Linked DNA regions of Homo sapiens: all the other regions are linked to region 2. A link is a loop called in an ENCODE intact Hi-C map of the cell type or tissue named here. Cell type or tissue: GM12878. All regions are shown on one strand.

Region 1 (8,000 bases), 320 kb before region 2:
GAACTTCCTTCTCTTGGATTGAAAAAGTCTTTCTTTTGTCTCAGTTTACACAGCAACAGCTTAGAAAATATTACTTTATTTAAAAATTTTATAAAATCTGCCTAACAATATTACAGCAAGATTGTTTACTGTATAGGGAAAAAAAATTTTAGTGCTATTGCCCCAATCATATTCTTATTCTTTTTTGTTGTGGGAAGAAATACATAACATAAATTAGATTCTTTTCATTTTTGTATGTCTGAATCTATACTCTTTTGGTGACATATTCCCTGGTGACTGTAATATGTCTGTATCTTTTTCATAGATATTTATTGTATTTACTATAATTTATTGATCACTATCCGGTTTCAGTAACTGGGATAAGCTGTTTCATATTTTCTTACTCAATTTTCTACACTCATATTTTCTTCACTCAATTTTCTCAACTCTTTAAAGTAGATGTCAGTATTTTGCATTTTGCAAATGAAAAACTTGAAATTCAGAATGGTTAGCTAGCTTGCCAAATTTAATACAGTGAATTAGCAAAGAGAGGATGTGAGCTTGGCTTTTTATCAAAATTACCAGCATAATGACAATATAGGATTCAATCAAGGGGCCCTTCTAAAGTATAGCTAACACATTTGTTAGACCATTAATTTAAGTCCAGGTTTTTGCTATAATAAATATCAGAACTGGGAAGGGTTTTGAAGGCAGCGTTTCCCACTATTTAGGTTACTTCCTTAGGACAGATTCTCAGAATGTAGTTCTTAAAGTCAATTGTTATGGATAGTTTTACTATACTTGATATATACTTCCAAATTGCTTTGCAAAAGTGGCTCTTCAGTTTGTACTGCAGCCACTGTTGAATCTAAGTTTACTTACGTTCTGCCTTTCTGCTAAAGCCTTTTCAGAGAGTTATGGCTATAAAACAAAGTGTAAATATTCATGGGGAAGTTTAAGAAACCACTTTACAGATAGCTCCCTAAAGGCATAGGAGCAGTGGAGCGTGGAATGCGTTGTTGGTACTCAGGGAGGCAGCCATGCACCTGTGCATATTTGAAGACAGATAGGATGCCCAAATGCATGCAGCAAGATGTGCAATTCTCCCATTTTATCCCTCTCCAATCACGATTGTGCTGAGCTTTCCATGTCTGGGCAAAAATGTGAAAATGGTTCAGAAGAGAGTTGCCATTAAATAATCAGAAAGTAAAGCTCGTAAGTCAAGATAAAATGAGGTGAAATGATTTGGCTGGGAAAAGTCTTTGAAGTCTTCAGTGACATGAGGAAGAGGACCAGCTCTTCTGGATGTAAGATGCAGTGAAAAGGTCCCAGGTTTTGAATAAGAGAAAGCTGGCTGTGAACTTCGACTCTTTTACCTACTCTCTGTGTGATCTTGGGCAAATACTGACCTCCCTGCATATCAATTTCCTAATCTATAATATGGGCATAATATCCATTTCAAAGAGTTGTCAGAAGGACTAAATGAGATGACATGGTAAAGTGTCCACAACAGATGATACACACCAAATTCAGGATGGTAGCTTCTCTGCAGGAGGAAGGAAGGAGAATGGGACAGAGACAGGTAGCAAAGGGAGCTTTAATTTTAACTGAGATAGTTTGTGTCTTTTATTCAAATTTAAAGAGATCGGAAGCAAGCATAAAAATATGTTGACATGTGTGGATCTGGAGACAGTGCTTGTTACGTAATTTTCCATACTTTGTTTTCGTTTTCAATTAAACAGAGATAGTGCAAGGCACATAGGGAACGCTCCACACAGGTATAGATTCTTTTCCACACCCCTCATCAGAAGCTGAAGAGCATAGTCTCCATTATGATGAATTTAGGCAGGACCCATGGAAACAAATCCTGCGGAGAGCCTGAGCCAAGTGGAATTTGCCTCTGGAGAGCTGTGCCTGCCTTTCACAATGGAGTTCCACACAGGCAAGTTCTTTCTCCCTCTCCTCCATGTGGACCGGATAAACACAACATCCCTGCTCTGCCTTACTCAGCTCTATTGCTCAGTCCAGAGACATGTTGTTGTTATGAGATCTATAATCAACAGCCAGATTCGACTTTCTGTATGGGATTTTCTATCAAGGAAGGTTGTTTATGTCTTAATCAACTGTAGCATGCAACTCCTGCCAACATATGTGTCACTGTGATTTCCATATTGAAGACTTCCCTTCCTCAAAATGATGTTTATTTAGTCTGTACACTTTGTTTAGATTCTCCTCATGGAAATTCTGGTTTTAGGGTTATGAAAGTAACTCTTACAGAGCTCCTAAATGTGGTGAGCTCCACATGAAAGCTGGCTTTCTTGAAGCTTATTATCAATGGATTGCCATGCACAGAGGGTAATGGAGCTTAGAGAGGGCATCCACCTATCTTGCAACAGATAGTCACATAATGCACAACACAGGGTTCAACAACTCAGAGGATTTTCAGACACTGAAACAACATAGGGCTGTTCTGTTGTTTAGTTGTTCTTTTTTGACCTCCTATCTTTCTATCTCTATTTACCCCCACTCTCCTTACCTGGATTCTTAGGAAGGAAAAGGCTGTGTTTTTGGAGACAGAAATTAAATGAATGAAGCCTATCCTAGTGTGCATTCCTATGAGCTCCACCACCATTCCTGTAGGAAAGACTCATTGTTCACACATGCTGGGCTTAGAGAGCAGTATTCTTCCACTGCCCAGGAAAGAGAAATATAGTGTCTCCTTCCCCCTTATGTTTTGTAGTATTGATGCAGGGGGCACGTGCTGTCAACTCACTCGGAGCTATGCACACAGAAATTTCAGAACGTTTTAAATGTTATAAAATTGCAAGTTAATAGCAGAAAGGGGTATTTGAGGAAATTAGTCTTTCAAATAATTTATCAGAGTGCTTACAATTCCCATTTCAAGGCAGGTGAAGTAATAATGGATGGTTGGGACTTGAATCATATTCAATGCATGAAGTAGAAAGGCCATCTGCATCCAAATTGTTTGAGTAAATGGAAGAACCAGAACTGTCTGGGCAGATATTGCTGCTGCTGCTGCTGTCACCGTTTTAACTCGATGCCGAGTGGCAGCCCTGGGAGAAGGCAAAGAGAGCTAATGCTCATTGCCTTAAACAAAACCTTCCACGCGAATCCACATGCTACCCTTGTACCTCCCAGGCTATTTGAACCAGAAGTCAAAAAACAATCAGTGAAGAGTTTGGTTTCCTTCGAGAGAGAAGCCCAGCATTAAAATGCTGGTCTCTTCCTTGAATATGACTCCCTTGGTGTTCTAAAATAATAAAATGGCAATATCCTTTTAAACCAAAAAGCAATCTCCTCAAAATAATTATAGTGCATCAAGGATAACTTGCAAATATGCTCCAGGAAATCAAGGCAAAGAGCAAATCAAGGGAAAAATAGATATTTCCTCAGTTAAGGCTGATGCAAATGGCAGCACTTTTATAGCATTTGGTCCTGGCAACATGGCTCAGCTGGGAGAAAGAACACCTAAAACCTGAATCCCATTAATTTTACAATACTATTTCCGTAGGGTTTCCACTGAGACTTAGCAGGGTTTTTAGTATCCTTTTGTGGGAACATCAATACAATTATTTGTGGAGTACTTTGCAAAATGATCTGGGTCAATAATATACAGCCAGAATAAAGCGAAAAAGCCTAGTTTGGAGCTCTATTACCACTAACAAACCCAGCTCCACTGAGCAATTGTTTTTATGTGGTGATTTAAATTATGCAATAATTTAACCGACATGCTCTGTGAGAGAATCATTTATCCTCTGTTCTCTAACATGGCTGTCTTGGAAAGACTTACACCTTTAGAGAGAACATTAAACTAAGACAGCAAATAAGAGAGGAAGAAAAAATGATCACAAATACAAAATTTAGGGGAAAATGCCACCTTGACTCCCTCCTGCCCTCTGCTGGGTATTGTATGCATCCTCAGTCCACCTCAGTTCTTTCTACAGGACAGTGTTGAGGTGATCTGGGTGTGACAAATATTTCTATTCTGGTGAATCTTATAGGTAAATATAATGAAAGTGAGTCAAGGGTTTGCTTTGTAAGTTTTCTGTTTTTTAAAATTGGGATAAAATAGACCTAAAAGTCCTCATTTTAGCCATTTTGAACTATACAGTTCAGTGACATTAAGTATACTCACCTTATTGGGAAACCATCACCACCAACCATCTTCAGAATGTTTTTTCATCTTGCAAAAGTGAAACTCTATCCATTGAACACAAACTGCCCCTTCCCACCCTTCCCCTAGCCAGTTTGCTTTCTGTCTCTACGAATCTGAATGCTCCAGGTACCTCACGTAAGAGGAATCATACAGTATTTGTCATTTTGTGATCAAATGTTTATTTTTAAAACTCATAATGAAATACTATAAGAATATATAGGTAACAATGAGAGGAGATGAACGAAGGAGTATGTAAGAGTTTTGGGACAAACATATGAAGGAGGAGAGAGGGAGTTAGCAGGAACAAAGTGACAAAATGAGAGAGCAGCAGTGTAGCAAATCCTGGCAATGTGCTTCCCTGTTAAAATGCTGTGACTTGGCTGGGTTCGGTGGCTCACGCCTATAATCCCAGCACTTTGGGAGGCCGAGGTGGGTGGATCACTTGAGGCCAGGAGTTCGAGGACAGCCTGGCCAACATGGTGAAACCCCATCTCTACTAAAAATACAAAAAATTAGCCAAACGTGGTGGTGCATGCCTGTAATCCCAGCTACTTGGGACACTGAAGCAGGAGAATTGCTTGAACCCAGGAGGTGGAGATTGCAGTAAGCCCCCAAGATCCAGCCACTGCACTCCAGCCTGGGAGGCAGAGCATGACTCTGTAAAACAAAAACAAAAAGAAAAACAAAAAAACAAACCTGCTGTGACTCAAAATAAGCACCAAAGAAGTAAATTGCACAAGGATCTACAACTAGCATATGCTGGAGCCTGGTTTGACTCTATCCTTTTGGGCTCCAGAGGTTCACTGGATCCATGTCCTTATCTCATGAACCAGTTTCTTCCAGTGCAGTTTCTCATTTTGTAAAACGTTAAGAAATTTTCCAGGGGTTAAGAGTACGGCCCTTGCTCACTGTTCATCTCATGCATGCAGTGATCACCTATCAGTTAACTTTAGTATGCCTGACCCCCGAGACCTTGAGCCCCAAGTATCTGCCATTATCCCACCCTTTGCCTGAAACCTTATAACATAAAGGTAGCTGTTTACTACTTGCGACCCTGGGATTAGGACAATAATTGTCCCTCAGGTCTACTCCATTTAGGTAAGCTTCTTGAAAGGTGCTTGGGGGGCTTCTAAACTGTGTGATTTGTAGAATCAGCAAAAGGATTAGTTGAAACAAACCGAAACCACACTGTATTCCTTCTACTAAGCACAGGTATAGCCAACAACCAAGCAACAAAAAGAAAGCCAATTAATGTTGGTGTATTGCCAGGACAGTTGAGCAGCTACCTCCTCGCCAGCCTAGTGGAGTAGTGGGAAATGCTCATGGAACCTCCCGCTGCCACCTGGTTCATCTCTAGGTCCCACTCACAACAGGACCCTCCAGGGGGGTCTCCTGGCATCTGGACTGATGTACTTTGGTTGCCCTCCCTGAGGGGGTTATGAGTTGACACTTAAAGTCACAGAGTCCTTACTATCTGCTGCATTTCTAACGCTCTAGCTGCCGATGTTCCTGTTTGCTCTTGGCAAGTCTGTGCAATTCCTGGAGAGATGTTCTCATTCTGTAAATCTACTAGCTGTTTAAATACAACAGCAAACAGAGTGACCTTCTCACTGTCGGTTCCGGCAGTGCTGGGAGAGTTTGATAGTTTTAACAGACTTTGGTGGGAAGAGAAAAAGTTCCTGTCTGGAAGAGTCACTTCCCTGCCTTGGTCTCTGAAGGACCTGACTGGGGTTGCTTACCACACTAGACTGTCAAGCCATCCCTCCCACACAGCAACTAGGCTTAAGAGAGTCCATCTGCTGCTTCTACAAGATTTTATTTTGCTGTTTATTTAACAGTTTTATGCCCACTTAATATTATGCTTTCTTATGACATTTACGATTGAGTTGTAGTGACTTAATAAATGCTTAGTGGCTGAATAAACCATTAGAGCAAAAAACTTGTGTTAAAATATTCAAGGCATTATTTCTCGGAATACGGTAAACTCTTATCCGTTTATATGACAATAAACTGGCTCACAGGAATCAAAGTCAAGTTATAGAGAACATTTTTATTTAAAATTAGACTTATAGGCATAACTCATATTTCCACTCTGGTTTACTAAGACTAGGTAATTTATATAATTGTAGTGTGAACTACCTCGTTATATAAGCCAAGAGGTATCTTTAGTTGGTTTTGGTCAGATGTCCACCTGGAGTGGTCTTCGTCAGGATGGAGGTCTGTTTGCATGGGTCCTCATAAAGCTGGCAAAGTGATGCCCACCTATTTATGCTCTGCTAGTGAGTGGCCCACCTCCAGGCTGGAGCCTGTATCCTTTGTTCACTTAGCCTGATTCTGAGCTCCCAACCTTAGCTCCATCAGCATGGCCCCTGAACAGCTGCAAACAACTTTCTATCCTAAACTTCTGAAACACACAGCAAATGGCTCAGAACTCAAGATCTGGCCTCCTGCAGAAAAATTCTTAGAAGCCAGTTTGCCCTGTCACTGGCCTCTAGCAAGCTCCTCCTTCTCGGGGGTGTTGGAAGCCTCCATGGAGGAGATGGTCTGTAGACCTAGCTCAGTTCCCTGCAGTAGATGCTCACATCACACACAGTGGCTCTCATTATATTATATTGTCAAAGTGGGTCTGGACTTACATGTTGGGGCTCTGGCTTTCGGTTCCATCCCTAAGTCTTATTTTTACTTTTATTTTTAAGGGAGTGCTTGTTATGGGTGAGGACCTGTCACTATTTCCCTTCGCAATCCAATTCTAGGCTGAACAATGACTTGACTTTCTGGAGACATATTCGTTGATGGCCACATTTTCACCTGTGAACTTCTTAGATGCTTAGGCTTCTCTAGAATAAAATGATCTTTTAAAAATAACTGAAATAGTCTCTAAAGCAGCAGTATTCCACTGCTTGGGTTCCCACCCCAGCTCTCTCTTTCAGCATCGGCTTATCAAAGTCTCTTCCAAGCGTTTTAGTTTTCTCATCTGGAAGATATAATAACAGTGCTTCATGGGTATGTGTGGGGATTTGACAACCAAATCCATGAAAATCACCTGGATCAGTAATTTAACGCTACTATTATTGTTGACGTCTTTTCTTAATGCAAAGTTCCAATATTGGATTGACTTGTGGCGAGAGACACGGGGGATGGAGAAAGGAGTGAGGGCAGAGAACAGGGAAAGAGTAGAAGTCCCGGGGAGGGACCAAGCAGAGTCTGATGCACCAGGGGTGACTTGAGATGCTTTTGCCTTGGAATCCCCAGCCTGGGCCTGATACCCTCAGAAGTCACAGCCTGGTTCTCTTTCCCTCCAGAACCTGAATTGGCTGTCAGTGACCTTTCAGAGTAACCTGTTTAGGAACTTTTCATGCCCCTGATGTTGAGGGGAATTTAGGGATTGTATGACTGTTCAATGACTCAAGGGTTTGGGAACTTAGTCGAAGGGCCCCTATTAAACATTTGATGGCTTCCCAAAGGACACCTCTCCTTACTCATTCTTCTAACTCATTGAAGGGCATAGTTAAACCAAGAAAGAGTTACTTGACACAGCATTCCAAATACTCAACTCTAGCAAGCAATATACCTGACCTTCATCTAAAGCTGCTTATTTAAAGACAAAATCCCTAACATCCTCTCCTGTAAAATGGAGATGATAATAACTGCTCCATGGGGTTGTTTAAATGAGGTAGCATTAGATTTGAGAGTGCTAGGCGTAGAGATTGGCACAACATAAAGAGTTCAGCAAACATTTCATGCTGCTTCTGCTGCTGCTGGGAATGACAATAGTTAAAACTGAGGCCCACACCCAGCGAGGATGCTGAAACAGCAACACAGATGTCCTTGACTGGGGCTTCAC
Region 2 (8,000 bases):
GGGAACACAACGGGAGTCATTTCAACACCACTTTCTTCAGGAAGCCTATTCTGATCCTTGGTACTCCAAGCAGCTGTTGTCAATGCCTACCCCAGGTGATACCATGCCATACTGATTTTATTTTCCTGGATACTTAATCACAGGTAAAGTCACTGAGGCCACACAACCCTGAGGAGAAAATGCTTGAGCAGGCAGGATTTTGATGATATTTTGTGGATGATACTCCATTCTCAAACTGCCTACATTCACACTTCTTTTCACCGAGAGAAAATTAAGCCACTATGCTTTTAAACCATTCTTACTTGGGTTTTGTGTAACATGCAGCAACATGGAATTATTACGGATACAATTGGTTCTGACTTGTATGGATACACTTATAGAAAAACGTGTGAGGATATATTGAACAGCAAAGTACTGATTTTTTTCTTATTTTGATTTGTCTCTGATGAACACATATTTCTTTATGTAAATGTATTAGAAGGAATTAATAAGAATATGTTGAGGAACAAATAAATTGCCAAATCCCAGTGGCGTAGCACACTGATGGTTGATTTGTCCGTCACACAAAGGCCCATGCAGGTTAACTAGGGCTAGCTCGAGCCAGTGACTCAAAGATCCAGGCTCCTTCTGTCTTGTGATTATTAAGGGTAGTAAAGAAAAGAGAATGTGGCGGTGGCAGACCCCCTGCTAGAAACTGAAGGTGCCATTTCTAGTCACAGGCCACTGGCTAGACTACATCACATGACCTTGCCTGTCAGGAACTAGCATTGCAGACTTACCAGCATGACCGAGAAGGAAATGAGAGCATATGTAGGGAAGCACGCATTGTCTCTACCAAAATGAAAATGGAAGTTTAAAAATGCAAGTACTCATGGGAAAGGTAACACACTGCACATCTTAGCCACTGTCTTCCCTGACTGCAATGGCAGAGGGTAGAAGGGGAGGGAAGAGGTGCGCATATATGGAGGCGCATGTAGATTCTTTACAATTTGTCTCAGGTGAGGAAGGGTTAATGTGTGTGCTCAGATGTGCCAGTGAGTAAAGAAAAGAGTATGTTTTCAAGCTTCGCACCAAATGTGAAAGTCACTTGTTTCTTTTTTCCCTTTTAATTCTAAATCTGAGAAAAAGCAGTGCTCCGCTTTGAATTTCAAATGTCTTCAACATTGAAGTCTGTTAATCAGGCTATTTTCTTATCAGCTCTGAGTCTCAAATGCTGCATCTATAAGAAGAGAAGTCCTTTCCAGTTCTAAGAGCAGTGACTGTGTGTGGCTTCAGGAATGATAATTACACATTCCAAAATGCATCCTGGATTAATTTCTTAATTCACATCTACCAGAGATGTGAGTACCCAATGCTTAAAGAACTATGGTTCCATGACTAACAAGAAGTGATTCACTGAGCCCAACAAGCAATCTAATCTAATTGCCTCTAAGTGTTGTTTAGTAGGGGTAACTTTGGCTATTTTAATGAAATGTGAATTTTTAGAAATTATAGACAACAAAACAAATGTGTGTTCAGCAATTCCTGCCTACAGGAGTTCACACTCACTTAAGGAAGGCAAGGCACGTGCAGTTGAAACAACTAGCGAAAAAACAATTCTAAATAAACTAGCGTTGTATACCGATATAATTAAGTGCTAAAGTGTGCAGTTCAATCAGATAATATAAGATTTGGAAAAGAAAGGTGATAAAGTATGCCCCCAGACAAAATGGACTCCCTGTGGCTAACTGAGGAGCTCAAAGTTAAAACAGAACTAGGTGTCCATAGCTGGGTGACAGAATGGTCACATGTTCTGCGCTCTCAGAAAGATGTTGTAAAAGTATCAAAGGACCTCCCATTCTACAATCAAGCTGAACCAGCTCCTGTTCTGTTGTTGGGCTACAAGATAAACTGCTGCAAAAAGCACAGCACCTGCCCACACCTCCCAGTGCCGCAAGCCCCAGGCCCCATTGGCCATTTGAAAGAAACATCTGACAGGGACTGCTGGTTTGGGGCTTGGGAAGCAACCAGAGATCACCTCCCCTAGCCAATTAAGGCTCAGCTGTTTGGGCCAATCAGAACTCAGCTCTGTCAGCCAGTCAAAACCAAACAAGACTCAACCCTTTGTTTGCATAAATAGACCTGGTTGGGAACCTGGGTGGGGACTTTTCCTATAAAACCCCAGGCATGCCATCCCTTCATTCTCTGGAATGGACCTTCATTTTACACAGCGGCCTGCATGTCTGCCTGATTTGCAAACAGTTCTCTGGAATAAAATCTCTTTCCTCCAGATTCTTTTTCAGAGAGCTTTTGTTCACAAAGGGGATAAAAAGATTAAGCTAAGATGAAAATCAGAAAAAAAAAAATAGAATCACTGCAATAATAAGGCTCATTATTTCCAAGATTTTTATGTATCCTGGTCTGAGTATGTCCGTCCTTAAAGCATATGAACTGAAAAGAATAGGAATTGGATTTATGGGTTTTGATCCATTTAAAATATCAGTATTACAAAGTTTTCTAGTGAAGTTAAACGAATGCCCGCAAGTAATTTTTTTACAGAAACCCAGTTGAGAAGGGCTGCAAGAATTAAGAGTATTTTGAAAATATACCAGAGTAAGCAAAAATTGCAACATATGATGGTTAAAAAAAAAAGCTCAGTAGTATATCATATTAAAGATTTATATATTAAATATAACAGAATTTAGAAATTATTTATGTGTATGGGACACTGTTTTTATCATTTTTTCACGTAGAGTTGTCACCATCATTCATTGTGAAGAACAGTATATTTAATATTCATAGGAACATAGTATAAACATTCTTCTATGTAATATTAAATTCACAACAAATGGAGTATTTCTTGGGTTACATGGGAAAAAAAATAGCAGAATCTTGCTGAGCCTCCCCAGACAGATTCTATCACCAGGACAGCTCTTTAAGTTCCCAGATGCGGGTGCCTCCCTTCCTTGGCAGAATGCCTGGTGGACTTGGCAGCTGCCTTCTCAGCCCTTATCACAGCTGAGGCTTCCTGGGGAGTCACGCTTCTCCTCTTCCACCCACTGTGGGCGTGGGGTGCCACCCCACGGCTTCTCCTGGTAGCTCTGATGCTGCCACTGCAGTGACCCTGGCACCATCTGGTCCCTGGATGTACTTGCTGACACTGCCATCATCATCACCTGCACCTCTGCCCCAAGACAAGGTTGAGGATATTTTTCCCAGACCAGTTTCCCCAGTTGGGGATGTTTGTCCTAGGCCTAGATGCCATTCTAGAATCAGGAACTTAATCAAATCATAGATCTTCACTTGAAGAAAGCATAATGTCGATGGCCATGAACCAGCAATTTTTCTTCCTTTCTCTCATCTCCCTACTCCTTTTTAGGGCTATTCTGCCCAGCCTCATTTCCCCGTTCTGGATGGCAGATCCATCTTCTAGAAATAACTTTCAAGATGGAACTATAATCCAGGTCTTTGGTTGTAATCGAGGTCTTCTGGGAGTTCCGTTTTGGGATCCAGACTTATATCAAATCCTACATTTGCTTCTGGGGAAAGTTAAAATTTTGATATACAAGAGAATTAAAAAAATACTGTGCCATCAGAGATTAAAATGCTAATGGAAAGTAATTCAGGAGAGAAGAAAAATTGATTATGCTAATAAAAATAATATCAATTTGGTTGAAAATGCAAAATACAGTTTAGGTCCTCAGGGGCCATGGTAGAGAGTGTGGTAGGATTAATGAGAGAAGGAGTGGGGTAGTCCCTGCTTTGTGCGGGGTCTAGTCTTGAGGGGTTATTCTTGCTGTTCATGGTTGATGTGTGACGACACCTCCATACTTGTGTTGGAATCCTAGGGATTTCTGGGCATCGGCTCCCACTTCTAAAGACAGGGACTCTCCTGTGTCGGAGCTTTTGGGGTTCTGCTGAGAAAGGGGGAGGCTGAGTAGCACGAACTATCATGATTGATTAGTAACGTCTGCTACAAAAGTGGGAGGGTGGGGGACGGCTCATATGGCAAATATTTATCACCTTACCCCATAACATGCTTTCTGGCTGTATTGTCAGGCTGCTAGGAAATGCTTTCCACTCGGAACTGAGACCTAAAACTGGAAACTAGGCTGCAGGACCACCTGGGTACGTGTGAATTACAGAGGTTCATGCATTTCCAAATGGGGGTGTCATTTTAGAACTGGGGCGTAAGATGATGAGCAACAGAAAAGACAACGCCGAGCCCCCGGGTATGAGCTCAGAACTCTTTACATGTTTGATGCTCCAAATGGTCTAGGGCAGGGGGGCTTCAGAGCCTTGGCAGCAGAACGTGGTCGCGTAGATGTTTATCTGATTTTCTGTTGCGCTGCTGCTCAACCGCCACTACGGAAGTGCACACTGCCACCTTATGGACGTCTTGAGAAGTTACACTTACACGTTATTAATTATATTAAATAAAATTCAAATGTAATAAATAATGTCAGGGGTAGTTTTTATAAACATTTGCAATGAAAATTCATATGAGGACTTCAGACAGAATATATTCAAATGAAGAGTTGATTTCGATTTCACTGATGAAATTAAATAACAGGATTAAGATGAAATTCTCAGCTATTTTAGCATTTTAGTGTTTTTCTGCTACTGAGTTGTGGGAATTCCTTATATGTTTCGGCTTGTCATAAATATGGTTGACAAATATTTTATCTGATTTTATACGTTTTTTCACTCTATTGATTATTTCCTTGGTTGTACAGAAACTTTTTAATTTTATGTAGTCCCACTTGTCTATTTTTTACTTTTGTTGACTGTGCTTTTGGTGTTGTATTCAAGAAATCACTGCCAAGATCATTATCATGAAGCTTTCTCCCTATGATTTCTTCTAGAAGTTTTATAGTTGGGGTATTACATTTATTTATTTATTTAAAGACAAGATATTGTTCTGTCACTCAGCTGCAGTGCAGTGGCACAATCAAAGCTCACTGCAGCCCCAACCTCCTGGGCTCAAGTGATCCTCCCATCTCAGCCTCCCAAGTAACTGCAGGTAACTACAAGTGTGCACTACCACACCAGGCTATTTTTTGTGGAGACAGGGTTTCTCTGTGTTTCCTGGGCTGATTTCGAACTCTTGAACTCAAGTGATCCTTCCACCTTGCCCTCCTAAAGTGCTGGGATTACAGGTGTGAGCCTCCAACCCTGGCCAGGTCTTACATGTAAGTCATTAATCTATTTTGAGTTGAATGTTGTGTGTGGTGTAATATACACATGTGAATATCCAGTTTTCCTAACATTTGTTGAAGAAACTACTGTGTATTCTTAGCATCTTTGTCAAAGATCAATTAATCATATGTGTGTGTGTTTATTTCTGCACTCTCCATTCTATTCCATTGATTTATGTGTTTATCTTTAAGCCAATACAATACAGTTTTAATTGCAGTAGCTTTGTAATATATTTTGAAATCAGGAACTATGATGCCTCCAGCTTTCTTTTTTTTTCTAGAGATTGTTTTGGTTCTTCTGGATCTTTTATAGTTTAATATGAATCTTAGGATTGTTTTTACTATGTCCGTAAAAAATGCCATTGGGATTTTGATAGAAATTGCATTTAAACTGCAGATCACTTTGAAGAATATGATTATTTCAACAATATTAAGTCTTCCAATCCATGAACATGGGATTTTGTGAATATTCTTGTATGGTTTTAGCCTAATTAGAATGTTTCTAATGTTTTGATTTTACATACAATGTTAGCTGTAAGTTTCAGACGGAATTATTTCTCAACTCTTAGTTTGTTCAGAGCTTTCTAAAATTATTATTAATGAAAGTTAATCATTTTTGGCATAGACTTGGTTTTTAACTTTGATTAAGTCCAGTTATTACTTTTAAAATTTTATGATGACTCTTTGTGTTCTAAGAAATATTTGATTACCATCCCAAGATTGTAAAAATATTCTATACTTTTGGAAAAGCTTTATAGTTGTAAACTTTTATGTGTAAGTCTGTGATCCATCTGAACTACATTGCATATTTTATGAAGGTGAAGGTTCATTATTTTCCATATGGAGTTTAAATTTTTCCAGCATCATTTATTTGAAAGAATTTCCTTTCCCTGTTGAACTACCTTGATGTCTTTGGAGAAAATAAATTGACAGTATGTGTGGGACTCTTTCTGAACTCTGTATTTTTTTCATTGATCTATACATGGCATTACCACACCATTTTAATTGCTGTAGTTTAATAGTAAAGTGCACGTTTTCTACCTTTTTTCTTTCTGACTCTTCTGGGTACTTGACATTTCCAAATCAATTTTAGAATCAGATTGTCAAGTGCAACAAAAAATGGTTGGGATTTTTATTATGATTGCATTGAATCTATAGAATAATTTCGATTAAAAGTGACATCTTGGGCCGGGTGCAGTGGCTCGCACCTGTAATCCCAGCACTTCGGGAGGCCAAGGTGGGCAGATCACAAGGTCAAGAGTTCAAGACCAGCCTGGCCAACATAGTGAAACCCCACCACTGCTAAAAATACAAAAAAAAAAAAAAAAATAGCCGGGCATGGTGGCAGGTGCCTGTAGTCCCAGCTACATGGAAGGCTGAGGCAGGAGATTCGTTTGAACCTGGGAGGTGGAGGTTGCAGTGAGCCAAGATCGCATTGCACCACTGCACTGCAGCCTGGGTGACACAGCGAGACTCTGTCTCAAATAAACCAAAAAAAGTGACATCTTAACAATTAGTCTTCTAATTAATGAATATGATACACTTTTTTGGTTTCTTTAATTTTTTTCAGCAATACTTTGTTGTTTTCAGCAATAAGATATATTTCTCTTTTTAAATTTATGACATATTTTTATCTTCTTTGATGGTATTGTAAATTTTAAAGTTAATTTTATTTTCCAAACCTTCGATGCTAGTTTATGGTATACAATCAATTTTTTATATTTACCTTGTATTTTGCAACTTTGCTTAATCATCTATTAGTTCTAGTAGGTTGATTTTTCCCCAAGATTCCTTAGGATACAAAATCGTGCCTTTGCCTGTATGTATATATTTTTTTCAATCTTTATACCTATTATTTATATTCCCCTTGTATTGCACTAGCTAGCACTTCAATATAACATTTAGTAGAATTGGGGGAAGCAGACATTCTTGACTTGTTAAAGGTATTATGGGAAAGTTTTTAATAATTGACCATTACATATAATGTTAGCCAGAGGTGTTTTATAGATACACTATATCAAATTGGAGCAGTTTGCTAAGAGATTCTGTGTGTGTGTTTATCACGAATGAATATAAAGCTTATCACATTATTTTCTTCATTTATTTATATCATGATATAGTTTTTCTCTTGTATTATGCTAATATGGTGAATAAATGCTTCATTTTCAAGCTTGCATTGATAGATAAACCTCATTTGGTCATGACACGTGATCTTTTTCATGTATTATTAGAATCAGTCTGTTAATATGTTACATATATTTACATCTATGTTCATGAGGTATATTGGTCGATAAGGGTTATGCTGGCCTGGAAGCAGACACATGTCAGGATATATTCCTCTTTCTCTATTTTGTAAAATAGTTCATATAGTATTAAATTATTTTTCTTATTTGGGCATAAAATTTCCTTTATACAAATATTTTAATTATATACTCAGTTTAAGTAACAGATACATGGTAATTCAGTTTCTTGTTACCCTTTGCTAAATTGTATTTTTCAAGTAATTTTTATTTAATCTAAGTTTTAAAAGCTTATGGCATAAAGTTGTTGTAATATTCCATCATTGTGTAACTTCATTGCTATGAGGTCTTTAGTGATATGCCCTCTTTCATTTACAATACTGAAAATTTGTATATAGCCTATTTTTCTTATGTAGTCTAGCTTTGGGTTTGTCTTTTTCTATCTTTATTAAAAAAACCTTGTATGTTTGTCAGCTTCCATTTTTTTGTTTTCTATTTAATTAATTTTCTAACTTTTGTTAGTTTCTTCTCTCAATTCACTTTGAAAAATAAGTCATTTATTTCAGCTCATAAGTTGTAACTT
Region 3 (8,000 bases), 100 kb before region 2:
AGCAAGGCCTGGCCTGGTATGTCAGGTCAGCTAATATGTCAGTTCCCACAGCTCCCATAGACAATGGGATGCCAGGGAAAGTTTTTAAAAAGAGAAGTGAAATCATTGATGATGCAATTTGGACTTCATTCTAGTTGTTTAGCTGTACATTTGGGTCCTAGAGAAACAAGAAGCAAGCTGGAGGTATGAAAGAGAACATTCCAAGAATGACAGGTAAGTCTGAGTCACAGCTCGAGGCTGAAGGAAGGGGGTTAGAGAGGAGGTGTCCCTTGAAATAGAAGCTGAGGCCAGCTTGCAAAGGGCTTACATGTCATGGTAGGAACTCAGAGTTTTTTCTTTTCTCTAACAGTAACCAAAGAAGGATTTTAAGCAGAGACATGACAGAGGGCAGGGGAAAATCAGAGTTTGAGGCCAGGCTTCATGATGACCTTCCAAGGTCAATCACAGAGGTAAAGAGGGGATCCTCATGTGGAACAAGGAGGTCCACAGCCAGCCAGAGAGGCAGCCCTGTCCCCTGAGAGAGCTGGCTCTGGGTTTGCAGTTTATTTCTGGGATCCTGATGTCAGTTGTTGGTCTAGATCCAAATGTGGCCATATCCAAAAAATGTTTAATCCAGTCAGGGCACTTTTTCACCATTATTTCACCCATTCAGTTAACAACTCATGACCACTATTTAAAAATTATATGCTAGTTTTGAAAGAAATTCAAAGTTAAAAACAAGTCCACAAATGACTAAAATAATTAAAACAGAGAATAAGACAACAAAGGTAGGACTGAAAGGCACCTGTAAAGCTTTTTGAGAAAGGAGCTGAGAATGTCCCGGGGGCCTGAAGGGCTTGAAAGAAAATGCAGTCTGTGTTTACACCTCAAAGATGTGCAAGACTGTGTGAGTGGGGGTAATATTTTGGGAAGAGAAAGCGCAATGAAGATATATAGGTGAAATATCTAAGTAGCATCAACAAATAACTGTTGTTAATGTTGTTTAAAAAACAATTCCCTGGCTTCTTGTATTTGGAATGGATTGTCTCCGTGGAAGCAGAAACTACCTCTCTCTTACCTTCTTTCAGGTTTTCCTGGGATCAGCTGCACTCCTTAGCAAAAGTATATTGGAGAATCAACTGAGAAAGTAACTGAGACATTTCAATCATTTCTAGGTGTAAAGAAAGACCAGATCCCAGGAAAATATTACGGTCAGTTCAATGCCTAAGTATAACACCAGCATCACTGGCTGGGACCCTCAGAACCTACTCTCCTATTTTCCCTTCATCTTCTTCTCTTCTTTCTTTTTCTTATTCCTTTTCTTTGTTTCCCCCCTTCTTTCTCTTCTCTCTTTTCCTCCCTCACTTTCTTGATCTCTCGCTCTCTTTCATGAATTCACTGAATCATTGCAGAAGTACTTGACACATACCATGTTCCAAATTCTGAGCTACGGCACATGCTATATTTTTCTACAAAATAAAGTGTGAGGTGGATCTCTAAATAATAATAACAAGTGTATCTCAAACAGTCTATCCTGGGCACCTTGTAAGCTTCAGTTGTTTTCTCTTCAAAGTGCCTGTGTCCCAAAGCTCAGGACAAATTTCAAAACCTGAACCTGAATATTAAGAAATCTAAACATATATCATCTAAAGCTGGCATCCAGGAAAACAGAGCTTTTCGTTTGATCAGAGACTGCATATTTCTTACCTGCAAGTGTTTGTTTTAACCACACTTGGCAGGTTCTGTATATAACACGCGTCAAAGCCATCAGTTGCACTTGTTTTTGTGACTGCAGGTGCTGGCTTGCTTGTTCCAGGGTCCCAGGGCCCGGCCATGGCCATGGTGTTTGTCTCTCAGGCTTGTCTGTCTCATACCTGGCAGGCTCACTGCTTCACAGCTCACTGTGTCTCTCAGACATTCTCTTGGCTTTCCCACAGTCTCAGGGACTGTTCTAAATAGCAAGCTAATATTCTGAAGTGAGGTATTGGAAGCATTTCTGAGAAGCATTTATTATTTTTGTATGTGCTCAATTTTTTAGCAATGAAGACATTTCCTTTCAAGGTTGTTAAGCTTTGAACTTTCCATTTTGTGAAAAGGCTCGAAATTTCCTTCATTCTTTGTGGGCATCCAACTCTAACAGACACATAAATTAATAGACTAGGAAATATTTAACGGTCTAAGTTCAAACAAATATGTTTACTTTGGCTGAATTGATGTTGCTATTAATTGCTATTGAAATAAACCACTGTACAAAGAAATATGCCCTGGAGGATAAATGTGACACTGCTAAAATTAAAACTCAAATGAGAATTATCTGCAGATTTTAATGTTTCAAATTCAATTTGGAGAATTCAGTTCTTTAATGTAATACTGATAAAATCATGTTATTGATCCTGCATACTCATCTCTTCTCAGGGATTAGAGACAGGCTGTTACGAGTATGTAGCAATCCCCCTTGTACCTGCATAGGTGGGGAGGTGATTGTCCAGCTCTGCTGGTCGGGCACTGGATGTAGTCATGGCTGCAAGCAAGTCATGCACGTGGAGAACGAGGTGTCTCTCTGAAAGAAATGTAGAGAGAAAATTTTAGGTCAACTAATTAAAAATTCCCATCAATCTCTAGAATAGCATCCCATATGCAAAGGAATACTCTGTCGCCCAGGCTGGAGTGCAATGGCAGGATCTCGGCTCACTGCAAGCTCCGCCTCCCGGGTTCACGCCATTCTCCTGCCTCAGCCTCCCGAGTAGCTGGGACTACAGGCGCCCGCCACAACGCCCGGCTAATTTTTCTTTTTTTTTGTATTTTTAGTAGAGACGGGGTTTCACCGAGTTAGCCAGGATGGTCTCAATCTCCTGACCTCGTGATCCGCCCGCCTCGGCCTCCCGAAGTGCGGGGATTACAGGCGCAAAGGAATACTTCTTATACAGATATATAATTTTTTTGTCCCATTAGGAAAAAATTGTGCCCCAATCGCTTTCTGTCCTTTCTTACTAAATGTGAATCTTGAAATGTTTATTGCTTCATGGTGTTCCTCCATTTGGCCCCATCCTAGTTCTTGCTTTGCTTTTAGATGCTGGGGAGCCATCTTGGGAGTAGGGTGCCCATTACATGAGATGAAGTGGTCTTCAAGGGGACAATAAGGGAGTAAGTGCCTTGTAGAAAGAAGCAAAGTAAAGAGGAAGAGAGGTTTCTTTGTTTGTTTTTTTTATTTTTATTTATTTATTTATTTTATTTTTTTATTATACTTTAAGTTCTAGGGTACATGTGCACAACGTGAAGGAAGAACTTTCTAACTTCTCCTTTTCTTTCTCTCTCTCTTTTTTTTTTTTTTTTTGAGATGGAGTCTCACTCTGTCACCCAGGCTGGAGTGCAGTGGCGTGATCTCGGCTCACTGCAACCTCTCTTTTTGTTATTAGGTTGTTGCAAAAGTAATTGCGGTTTTTGTCATTGCTTTGAATGGCAAAAACCGCAATTACTTTTGCAACAACCTATTACCTAGGCTAGAGTCAGAGCCCCCTCACCTTGAGAGTGATGAGTTGCGAGAGTCTGCCCCCAGCAGGCAGATTGAGAGAGTGCATGGTTTAGCAGAAGGATAATTTTAGCTGTAGTCCATGGGACAGAATGGAGATGTTGCAATTTGATGCAGATCATCTGAAAGTCTTGTGCAATGTCCTGATTAAGTGTGGACAGAGCACCATAAAAAAGGAATTTGGAAGTTGGAAACATGCTGAGTTCAGGCAGACATAAAAGGCAGCATCTGGAAAACCTATCAGGACTCAATTTCAGGACAAGTGATCATAGGTAGGTGGGATCATGGAACTTGACCTCAAGGTTACACTATAGGAACAATAAATAGGTTATGAAGATAATGAGCAGATAAACAGCACCACCAAGGAGTCTCAGTAATAGATATGTAACAAAGGAGCAGAGCAGGACTCTTTATAAGAGCTAGATGGTCGTAAGGAGAGGATTGGCACAGCAGTGGTTCATGCAGAATCTCCTGAGACGCAGATAAAACTTAGTTCTGATTGGGAGAAGGTTATTACAAAGCTTGAGGTGGAGATGTAGTCACAGGAAAGTAGCAAGAATATATGGGGGAGCTGAGACATGAAGAGGCATTTCCTAGAAGGGAAAATTAGGCTTTAAAGTCAGGCAGATGGGTTTGCCTGGGAAACAATCAAGAGCGCTGAGTCTGAGCCAGGGAGCTGGTGGGGAGTGAGCCAAAGTGTGTCAGGTAAGGCAGAGAACCAAAACCAGATATCAGGTGACAAGTCAAGAATGAGTAACATAGAGTACATGAATAGGTCTGGGCGGGGCTGAGAAGATATGGACTTGGCTCTATGTGCTTGGCTAGCTGAATGTTTTGCAGCTATATCTACAGGTGCTTTTATTATCATACAGCCTGGCAAGGAATGTTATTATAAACAGCTTGGGTCCTAGGTTTTGGGATGGGAAGAAGCCCCAGCTCCTGGGAATAACTGTGATGTCACCATAACACATGGTGACTTGTCCCAGCAAATGGAGCAGGGACGTGGATGAGGAAAACCACAGATAAGTATTACAGCCAGGCAGGGTGGCTCACGCTTGTAATCCCAGCACTTTGGGAGGCTGAGGCGGGTGGATCACCTGAGGTCAGGAGTTCAAGAAGAGCCTGGACAAAATGGTGAAACTCCGTCTCTACTATAATACAAAAAATAAGCCAGGTGTGGTGGCAGGCACCTGTAATCCCAGCTACTCCGGAGGCTGAGGCAGGAGAATCACTTGAAGCCGGGAGGCGGAGGTTGCGGTGAGCCGAGATCCCAGCACTGCACTCCAGCCTGGGTGACAGAGTGAAACTCCATCTCAAAAAAAAAAAAAAAAAGAAAAAAGAAAAGAAAAAAAAAGTATTGCTAGGATTAGCATCACTGTTAGTTACCATTCCAGTTATTGCCCACTTGCTAGACCCCTCAGAAAAACAGAAGTTTGCAGGAATTTTGCAGCCAAAAGGTGATGTTTAAAATATTCCTAGAAGATTTTTTCCACTTCATACGTTGGATATTTATCTCATAAATTAATCAATATTGGCCGAGTATCGTGCCCCATGCCTGTAATCCCAACATTTTGGGAGATCAAGGCAGGTGGATTTCTTGAGCCGAGGAGTTTGAGACCAGCCTGGGCAACATGGTGAAACCCTGTCTCCACAAAAAATACAAAAGTTAGGCCAGGCGTGGTGGTGCACACCTGTAGTCCTAGCTACTGGGAAGGCTGAGGTGGGAGGATCACTTGAGCACAGGAGATCAAGGCTGCAGTGAACCATGATGATGCCACTGCACTCCAGCCTGGGCAACAGAACAAGACTGTCCCAACTCATTAATTACTCAATTAATCAATATTAATTATTATGTTGTATATTGTTTTAATTTTGCATAAATTATCTAATTTGTCTCATAACGACTATATGAGGTAGGTAGGGCTTATCCACATTTTAGGTGAGAGAAATAAGCCTCAGAGAGGTTAAGTAGTTTGTTCACAGTAACACTGCAAACAGTAGTAGAAGCAAGAATTGAAGTAACGCATTGTTCTCTTAGCTACATGTTATGAATATTTAATTACTCTTCCACTTCATATTTAGAGACTATCTTCTATGTGTTGGCTATTGCTATGGATAAAAGAGTGGAAAATAATAAAAACATGCACAGTCCTTGTCCTTGTGGAGCTTAGGAGCTTACAATCTAGGGGAAAGAGGGAAGATACCAGCAACCAGCACCCATTAACCCAAGTGATTATTTAATCACCCTTGTAGAGGTGATTCTTTTATCTTCAGAAGAGGAGAAAAGAGAAGGTCAGATAGATCTCATGTAGTGTAGGAGTTCTCTGACTTATCTTCTGAAAGAGATCTTACCAAGTAGATCTTACCTAGTATGGGAGTCAGAGAAAACTTCCCTAAAGAACTGATAGTAGACTTAAGACCTGAAGGATTAGTAGATGGATGGGGAGGGGAGAGAAGAGGTGTTGGTGCTAAGGCAAGAAAGAGCTTGAGGCATTGAGTGAAGATAAGGTGTTATGGAGTGTGGCTGCTGCCAGCAGGGATTAGATGATGCACTTTAAAATGTACAAATAACAGTACTATAACATATTTACATTATAATTGAAATTTATAAAAGTTAGGGAACTAATCTTTGTATGTTGGGGAGGAAGTTACCTTTCTCTTGTTAATTCAATTAATTTCAAGACTGTAAGAATGTATTGCACTACTGAAACATTAAAAATTGCGTTAGCTTCTGCATCTTCATGGGATGGAAGGTTGATCAACTGATTAGAGCTCCCACCAGGAATAATCCAAGAAATCAAATAAAGTAAAATACAGAAGTTATTTGCTTGAAGACAGTGGAGCACAGCTGAGGCAATTAGTGAAGAGGTCATGACTCCCAAGGAGAGAAAAGCTCAAAGCAACTTCTTTCACAACAGTAGCTTTTCCAATTCAGAGCTGAGAATCCAAATTCTTCACCAATGCATGAAGACATTTTGATGAATTCTGGGACTTGGGGGGATGGGAGACTAATATCCTAAGCCTTAAAACAGCTGAAAAATATAGCAAAGATGTCAGCAGTTTTATAAGACCAGGATTTGAAGTCAGGCCAGATTCATCAGAAAAAGTGGTCAGAGATAAGACTATTGACTGTAGCTAAAATTACAAAGGGGGCTAAGGAGACCCAGAAGTACACTAAGCCTTACTAGAACTGCAAACAAGGCTTGACTCAAAATAATGTTAGTATAGTGGCAGAAAGGATGACCCCTCTCAAGGAAAAGAACATTACTTGGAACCACTACCTTTTTTAAGAAAAATATACAGAATTTATTAGTAAATTACTAGACATATCAAAGGAAAAGATTACATAATGGAAAACCAAGAGAAAAAAACAGATAATAGAAGTATATCTATAAATGTTCTTGACGAGCCTTTTGAAATAACTATGATTAAAGTATTTAAGAAATTAAAGGAAAAGGTGAAGAAAATGAAATAGATGAGAAAATTTCACAAAGTAGAATGTGTAAGACCGACACAGCCTAGAACTGAAAGTATTTCATATCTGGTATTAAGAATTCTAGTTGGTTTAGCAGCAGAATAGAAACAGCCAAAGATAAAAGCACTGAACAAGAATATATCCAGGCCGGGCATGATAGCTCACACCTGTAATCCCAGCACTTTGGGAGGCTGAGGCGGGTGGATCACTTGAGGTCAGGAGTTTGAGACCAGACGGACCAACATGGTGAAACCCGTCTCTACTAAAAATACAAACATTAGCCGGGTGTGGAGACCTGTAATCCCAGTTACTCGGGAGGCTGAGGCAGGATAATTGCTTGAACCTGGGAGGCAGAGGTTGCAGTGAGCCAAGATCGTGCCATTGCACTCCAGCCTGGGTGACAGAGCAAGACTCTTTAAAAAAAAAAGAATATATGCAAATGGAAAAAGGGAAGAAGAGATGGATGAAATGTATATAAAATTCAGAAAAAATTAGAGACAGAAGGAAAGCAGTTAAAATGTCTAACATAACTATAATTGAACTTTAAGAGGAGATAACAGATTGGGACAAAGCAATATTTGGCGGGGTAAAACTGATTATTTCCCAAAAGTGACAAAAGACATTAACCTATAAATTTAAGAACCCCAAACAGTATAAACAGAGGAAAAAAAAAAAAACACCCAGGCAAAAGTGCAAAAAAATCTTTCTTAAAAAGAAAGAAAGAAAGAAAAAAGACATGCAACCATAATAGAAGCAATGGCAATATTGACAACTGAAGTCTCAATGATGAAAGGCAAGAGACAATGTAATAACATCTTTAAAGTACTGAAAGGAAATGCCAACCTCGGCTTTTATGTCTTGCAAATATATCCTAAAAATAAAGATGAAATGAAAACATTTTCAGACACACACATACGAAAGCTGAGAGAATTTATCCCTAAGAAATTTGTACTGAAAGAAATTTAAAATGGAGTTCTTCAGCAGAAGGAAAGTTATACCCAATGGAAACACAGAAAT

Evidence for each region. Hi-C counts contacts between places; a loop is a spot of excess contacts. Peaks named below come from ENCODE experiments on the same cell type or tissue, not always from the same donor. Only the 100,000 strongest peaks of a DNase experiment are listed, where the experiment ranks them.
Region 1: a loop joins it to region 2, with 4 times the contacts of the local background. A loop is called at or near these places in 25 of 110 quality-filtered maps.
Region 3: it touches region 2 in a loop (5-fold over the local background); 4 of 110 quality-filtered maps call a loop at or near these places.

Annotation. Positions count from the first base shown.
Region 1 is chr7:37,506,343-37,514,342 of GRCh38, forward strand. No RefSeq gene overlaps it. Among named protein-coding and RNA genes, the nearest start is that of ELMO1, 61 kb to the left of the region's middle. In GM12878, a CTCF peak has its summit at 3,904 (motif pointing left); no DNase peak of the experiment used is centred here; H3K27me3 peaks cover 222 bases.
Region 2 is chr7:37,829,378-37,837,377 of GRCh38, forward strand. No RefSeq gene overlaps it. Among named protein-coding and RNA genes, the nearest start is that of NME8, 15 kb to the right of the region's middle. RefSeq lists an enhancer at 3,112-3,211. In GM12878, CTCF peaks have their summits at 3,067 and 4,355 (motif pointing left); no DNase peak of the experiment used is centred here; H3K4me3 peaks cover 328 bases; H3K27ac peaks cover 400 bases.
Region 3 is chr7:37,728,849-37,736,848 of GRCh38, forward strand. All of the region lies in intron 2 of GPR141 (G protein-coupled receptor 141), which reads left to right. Among named protein-coding and RNA genes, the nearest start is that of GPR141, 49 kb to the left of the region's middle. RefSeq lists a silencer at 189-298. In GM12878, a CTCF peak has its summit at 3,539 (motif pointing left); DNase peaks (open chromatin) are centred at 223 and 3,533.